2 separate regions of the Homo sapiens genome follow, and region 2 is linked to region 1. Evidence: chromatin contacts called from ENCODE Hi-C or POLR2A ChIA-PET data. All regions are on one chromosome and are shown on one strand. Each heading gives the region's core, a stretch centred on a gene start or an enhancer-like site at or near the end of the contact. The rest is flanking DNA. Distances are from core to core; before and after follow the strand shown.

Region 1 (3,316 bases), core at 158-2,657:
GCAGTGGCTCACGCCTGTGGTCCCAGCACTTTGGGAGGCTGAGGCAGGTGGATCATGAGGTTTGGAGTTCAAGACCAGTCTGGCCAAGGTGGTGAAACCCTGTCTCTACTAAAAATACAAAAATTAGCCTCGTGTGGTGGCAGGCTCCTGTAATCCCAGCTACTTGGGAGGCTGAGGCAGAGAATTGCTTGAACCCAGGAGGCAGAGGTTGCAGTGAGGCTGAGATCATGCCAGTGCACTCCAGCCTGAGTGAGAGAGTGAGACTCCATCTCAAAAAAAAAAAAAAAGGAAAGATGAATCAGTGATCCCCTTCCCGCCCCACGCCCACCCCACCCCCCCCGTGACACTCCCGGCAGTGATGAGCATAGTATTTTGCATATGGTCAATGTTTAAAAATATTAGTTGGTTGGTTGATATGACCCAGGCCACCAAGCTATGAGATATTGTAATAGACTGAACCTAGTATTTGCCACAGAATGAGGGGCAACCAGATGCTGGTTTCTGAGTCAGTATTGCCTGAGGTATGTTTGACTTGGTGATCAGGAATGGCAAGTGCCCTCTACCCCACAGCTGATGCTCTCTAACCTTCTGGCCATTAAGAATGCCTGTTTATCTTCTTGCCTTCATCAACAGCAGCTGTTTATTTAGCAGCCTGACTTAAGACATTTCGTATATATACTCAATGAAGGCTTTCTTTCCCTATTATTTTTCTGTGGAGGGTAAAATACTGTCTTGTTTTTCCAGTTCTCCTCCTAAGTGTGATGATTTAGATGTTCCTGCTGTTAACTGGCAGCTTTTCCATTTCCTTCTAGCATGGAGTGCCCCAGACTTCTCCACAGAAGCCACTAATGAGCTTCTTGCCTTTCAAGCCCCTGATTCACTAATAACAGAATTTCAGCAATGTCTGAAGTTCGGGACCTTATCTTTTCTTCCTTTAGAAAACAAACAAGCAAAGAAAATATGTTACTTGCTGAAGCCACTGACTCAATCCTGTCTGTTTAAGGTTTTAAAACAGAGAATTTATTCAAGAATCTCAGCTTCTGCTTTGCAAATGAGTTGAAAGCTTAAGGATTTGACCCCAACTTTCAAAGTAAGTATACCTTGTCAAGTTTTTTTCCATCTCTTGCTGCCTACATTCAGTCTTTTTCAATGATACTTCATGCTTCTAAGTATGTTTCTGCCTTCTTCCTAATTAATATTGACCGAGTTCCCAAGTGTGTTGGGAACAATTCTAGGGACTGTGTGGATGGAACACAGAAATGAAAATGTTCCCGCCCTATCCCTTCTGCTTGACTTCTGGCTCTAAATGATGCCATTCATTCTATCCGCCTGTTGGCCCCACACGCAACTTTCTGTCATTCACACTATGCCAAGAGATCATCAATGCCCTTTTGTCCTGCGTCCCTCGGAGCCTTGCAAAGCACAGAGCACAGCAGAACTGTCAGCAGCACAAATGCCACTTCTGCCAAACCTGCTCTTACTGTGTCCTCTGATGAACCAGCAGCCTTTGCAGCTGTCTTCCCAGAGTGGGTTTATGAATATAAGGCCTGCCGTCTTTCCTCTCCAGTTCTGTCTGCCTCAGTACTAGTTAGAATGACTAAACCAGACAGAGTGCAAAGCCCATGTCTCCCAGTGGGTAACTCAGTCCACTGGTCTCTTCACATTCAGATTCTCTCATCTTACACCTCCAAGGACAACATGGTATAGTTTTGCTTTCCTTTTGATGTCTTGTCTTGTCTTTCTTTTTTCTTTTCTTTTTTTCCTTTTTTTTCTGCCCTTCTGTGTCAGGGCTCTCAAATGTGTGTTCCTGTACCTCAAAAATACATAGAGATGATTGCAAAGAAAAATAAATATACTTCTTCTTTCTCCAAACATGCGTAAGTCATCATTCCCGTGTTCATAAACACATGCTGTATCTGCCTCAGCATTCTTGCCAGACATGGATGATGTTTTACTTTCCCTTCTGAAAAAAATTCGAAATTTCATCTCTTGTGAAATTATCTTGGGCTTCTCTTCAGACTCAAGTCCAATGTGTGTGAAGTCATACAGATTAGAGAGCTCTGTTCCCAGAATCTGTGAGGTAACCATGAGCTTTTTCCAGCCCTCTGGATGCCTCCTCATCTTGTCAACTACGAGAAGTTAGAAGTGGTAGCTTTTCATATCATTACATTAATTATACAAGGTAGAGGCATATGCACACTTTCTTTAAAAAGACAGAAAATAGAGATTTTAATTATACAAGATAGAGGCATATGCACACTTTCTTTAAAAAGACAGAAAATAGAGATTATAATTCTTTCATGTTTGTGAGGTACTTATCACTACTCCATTTTACAGTTATAACTTTTTCTGTCTTCTAAATATTTTATTCCTGTATGTTGGAAACTTGGAAGTTTAAATTCACCCAGAATCCACTGATGGAGATTCATTCTTATCTGAGACTTCACACAGTAAACTTGTTTCTTTTTGTTAGTTTGTTCAGGAATTGTTTCCTTGCCTTTGTTTTTCTAAGAAATTATAGAAAGTTCTTTCCATTATGCTGAATACAATAGTCTTCAAAACTTCACAGCCACAAACATACAGCTTACTTATATCTTAGGTATCACTTAATATGCTGTGAAGAGATGAGAGCTTTCCTAAGGCCTTCCTGCTCTATGAACTTTGGTGAATTTACCAACAGGACCTCTGCTGTCTCCAATCCCATCACTAACCTGCCTTCAGCTGCGTTCTCAACTCATTCTTCAATACCTATTGAGAGCTTACTACCTTTCAGACCTATTCTAGGGACAAACAGAGAACTAAGACACGGCTCCTGCCCCAGTTAAACTTAAGTTCTGGGGGGAGGTAAGTGGTGGGAATGGGGAGAGGTGACATGTGCTCACTTAGTTATGATATAATGTGATGAATTCTCTAAGAGGAAAGAAATCAATTTTGTGAGACACCTCCTCCCCCATGAAAAAATTCCTAACTTGGCTAAGGGATATCTTCTAGAAAAAAAAAATTTTTTTTTGAGCTGGTTTTGAAGACTGGGTAACAGTGCTCCATACCCTGGAGAGGAGAAGACATTTCAGATAGGGAAGGTAACAGCATTCAAACCCTTAGTGGCCATAAATAGGCTAGGCTGGTTTAAAGAAAGTAAGACATTTGATATGGCTGGAGTATAAGATGTATGACTGGGGACTCTAAAATATTTACCTAGTTTCTTATTACCATTTAAATCATTATAGATTATCCTACTTTATGAAGGTAGAGGCACTGCTTGAAGACTGGTAAGAATGTATCTACCGTGCCTGTCACTGTTTTTTGCTTAGTAGCA
Region 2 (3,457 bases), core at 837-3,336, 120 kb before region 1:
GAACATAGTATTCTGAATAGGTCAGAGTTTCTGCTCTTTCCTTCTTTTCCACTCTTCCTTTTCACCCACAATCCTGCCTACTACTGAATGTTCTTTGAACTCAGTGATCTTCTCTATTCTGCAGAGTGTAAATCAAGTGTAGAAATAGGTAGGGCAAAAATATGAGAGTAGAATTTAAACTTCTAGAAGTTCTTTCTTCCACATTTGCTCTTGGAATCACTGCATAGTCAAAGTAATGCACAGTTGTCACTTGCCATTCAGTTTTGAGAAATGAGTCTCTCTTTTTCTTATTTCCCTCTCATGCCTATTGCCAATATTTATTTTTCACCATGGAATGGTTGTTGTGAAATTTTTCCTACACTGAGTACTTTTTAAGTTTTTTTATAGCACATAGACCCACTATGGCTAGCATCTCATGGCTCACTTCCCATTAGACATTTGTGAACATGGTCTTTGGATGGTACTTAAGTTTTCTGGAGTGGCAGCGTAAACAGGAATGGAAATTCAGAACAAAGCATCAGAAGGAAATGCTGTGACGTGGGGCATGATGTTCAAGGACCAGTGAAACAAAGGCAAAAACACACAAAGAGTGACCCTGGAATGATTGATTTCATCAACAAGTATGAACCTCAGAGAATTAAGATTACAAAGTGCCATGAAAAGCCAGAAGTGTGATGCCTTTGTGCACCCAAAGACTTTACAATCTGGTTGTTAAGGCAGATCCTGATAGAAAAATATACAATGATATAAGAAGATCATTAAGGGCAGAATTGAGAGGGGTGGTCTGTAAAGAACAAAGTATTATAAGGATGGCTTGGAGTGGCCGAGAAAGGTTGACAGACTCTGGTAAACTGAAAACCCAGGTTATTTCTGAACTGACTCAGAATGGCTGTGTCACCAAAAAAAGGACAAAGGAGTCAAGGAGACTATGTGTACTTCCTTAATTATTTTTATGGTTTGCTGATTCATAGACTGATTGAGCTGCAGGGTTGGAGGGGACTGTAGCTGTCATCTAGCAAAGCTGCTTTCTTGCCATCCAATGTTGGAAAATATTGGAAGCCTTCTTCCACCGTCCTTTCCTTCAGTCCTTGAGTAGATCAGCAGTGCTTCAAACCTTACTGTATGGAATATTGACTTTCTGTGTCTCTGCTGACACACCCTGAAATGGGTAGAACTTAAGGCTCCTTGGAAGAAGACAGTTCATTTCCTGAGTCAGCACAGACCCATCACCTCAGCCTCAAAGCTCTCATTTTATATCTGAATCAAAGGGTGTCCTAAACATGGAACACAGCCCTTCCCTTCCTTTTTTTCCCCGTCAAAGTGAAAAATGGCTGGGTAGGAGCTCTAATTATGTGGAACATGCTGGACACTCTTTTCATGTCCAAGTAAATTGGTGTAACCACTGTCCTTGAAGCAATGAGGTGATGCTGTGGTAACCACAGAGATGGGCTGGTATGCTCACAGTAGCAACAAAATCTAGTATTTGCACAGTGTTTTATAATTGTAACGAGTATTTACATATATTATTTGAATCTTGTTAAATTCAGTACCCTAGACCTGATAACTATTATTATCATAGGCTCTCATTTTTTGAATCTGTAAACTGAGGCTTAGAGAAGTATAACTTGACTTAAATAAGTTAGTAATCAAAACCTAGAACCGAGATTTTTTTTCTCAACTCTCAATTCAGTGCTATTTTTACTACACTGTGATTATTTTTTCTTAATAGTTCATCCCATGATTTTTATTTGTTTGGTAACTTACTGTCTGTAAAAACTCCCCCAAAATAAATTAATGTCATTGGTCTTCATATTTTTCTTAAGAAAACTGGAAAGACTCCAAAGATTTGTCCCCTGTGATCCATTTTGGAACTTTAAGATGAACAAAATAGATCTATGGGAAGAAAAAAATAATATTTTAAAATTTAAGCAATTTTCTTTCTGTCTACTCTAAAAATATGAGTCTATTGCTTGTTAATGCTGACAACATCCCAGTGAGGTAAGGAGGTCAGGAACACTATTATCTCTCTGTTTTTAAAAGCGGGTACACAGAGAGGAAATAACTTGCCCAAGGACATGGTGACTCAGTCAGAAGAGGAGCCAGGATGAAAACAGCCCTCATTTTTTGACTTTCAATACAACCAAGACCCTGATCCAGATGGGTTACGGGATTATGGCCCTTCACAAATAAGTGCATATTAGTCAGATGTGGAAATAATTATGTCCCTTTCACATTCTGAACAGAAAGTGAACTCTCAAATATATTGGCAAAGGGGAAGCCAAGATTCTCCAAGACTTTTTCTTTCCTTCTTTTTATTTTTAAGTCACAGATGGCTAGTCTGAAAATGAGGGAAAAAAAACAACCTTTCCTTGTCTTTTCTCTTAGGCCTGGCCTCACATAACACCCCCTACCACACCCCTGTGGGAAGAAGGATTACACTTTCCACTATTCCCTAGAGTAGATTTTGTTCTTTTAAAATAAACAAACACTTGAAAACTTTTTTTCTTCTAATATTAGCTTTGGTCTTGAACCAGAATTGATTTGGCATGGAGTAACTAGAAAGGATGAATAGTATTCTCCATGAGCAGTAGAGGAGATTCTCTTTCCACAGAGCCTTTTAGAATCATCATTCAATATGATGAACCCAAAATGAGACTAATTTTGACCAAGAGAAATAATGACATGAGATAACCACTCATCATCCCTGTTGGCTGGGATTACCTAATGATGCCAAGTGGGGTGGCTGCCTACATTCCTATTTTCCCCACACCAGAATGACCATGTACCCTGGGTCTGGTTGTATAATAATAAATTATCCTTTTTTTTTTTAACTCAAGGAAGGATTGCCTTTTTCAATTCACACAAAGATTCTTCACAGTGTCTGGTAGAGGCCCTGATCCAGTCCTTCCTAGTGGCTCTATTCCTCTACTCCCAAATTAAACCTGCTTTCTCATATGCTGGCAAAGTTGGATTACATGGCAGGTTAGTTACTTGCTGAAATGACTCTTTGGTATTTGATCCTTTTTCTGCAACATGTATATAGTTTTCTTACAGATAATGGGTCTATAACTTTATAAGATTATAAAAATAAGATCATATTTGTAGGATAAACATTTAGAATTAGAACCAGTGTGGTGATGGAATCCTCTTTATCTAGTTATCTAGGAAATACAACCTTGGAGAGAAACTATGAATGGGTAAGTGGAGATGTGAACAGCCCTGTTTTGGTCTGCTAAAACTATCATAACAAAATACCACAGCCTGGGTGGCTTAAACAACAGATTTTATTCCTAACGTTTTGAGAGTCTCAGGAGCCCAGGATCAAGATGTTGGCAAAGTAGGTTTTATCCTGAGGCCTCTTCTCTTAGTGGCTGCTTTCTGGCTGTGTACTCACAGAACCTCTTTGTGAGCTTGTGAAGAGGGAGAGAGCTCCTTGGTGTCTCTTATAAGGACACTA

Evidence for each region. A loop is a pair of places that touch in the nucleus more often than their neighbours do. ChIA-PET counts read pairs that join two places held with the same protein, here RNA polymerase II (POLR2A). Pooled maps may share reads with other maps.
Region 2: a loop to region 1 is called in a map of cardiac septum, with 3 times the contacts of the local background. The contact joins two enhancer-like sites. A Hi-C loop is called at or near these places in 6 of 168 maps with a recorded cell type or tissue (Right ventricle myocardium inferior, cardiac septum, gastrocnemius medialis and 3 more), 1 of 37 single-sample maps with no recorded cell type and 6 of 50 pooled maps. POLR2A ChIA-PET finds 5 or more read pairs at or near these places in 1 of 52 experiments (WTC11).

The regions. Positions count from the first base shown.
Region 1 is chr6:81,893,187-81,896,502 of GRCh38, reverse strand. The region is part of intron 3 of LINC02542 (long intergenic non-protein coding RNA 2542); the gene reads left to right. Among named protein-coding and RNA genes, the nearest start is that of LINC01526, 81 kb to the right of the region's middle. Within about 2 kb of position 1,407, at least 13 of the 41 ENCODE cell types and tissues checked have a DNase peak (open chromatin) inside an H3K27ac peak, as active enhancers do.
Region 2 is chr6:82,012,725-82,016,181 of GRCh38, reverse strand. The region is part of intron 3 of LINC02542 (long intergenic non-protein coding RNA 2542); the gene reads left to right. Among named protein-coding and RNA genes, the nearest start is that of LINC02542, 87 kb to the left of the region's middle. Within about 2 kb of position 2,086, at least 5 of the 41 ENCODE cell types and tissues checked have a DNase peak (open chromatin) inside an H3K27ac peak, as active enhancers do.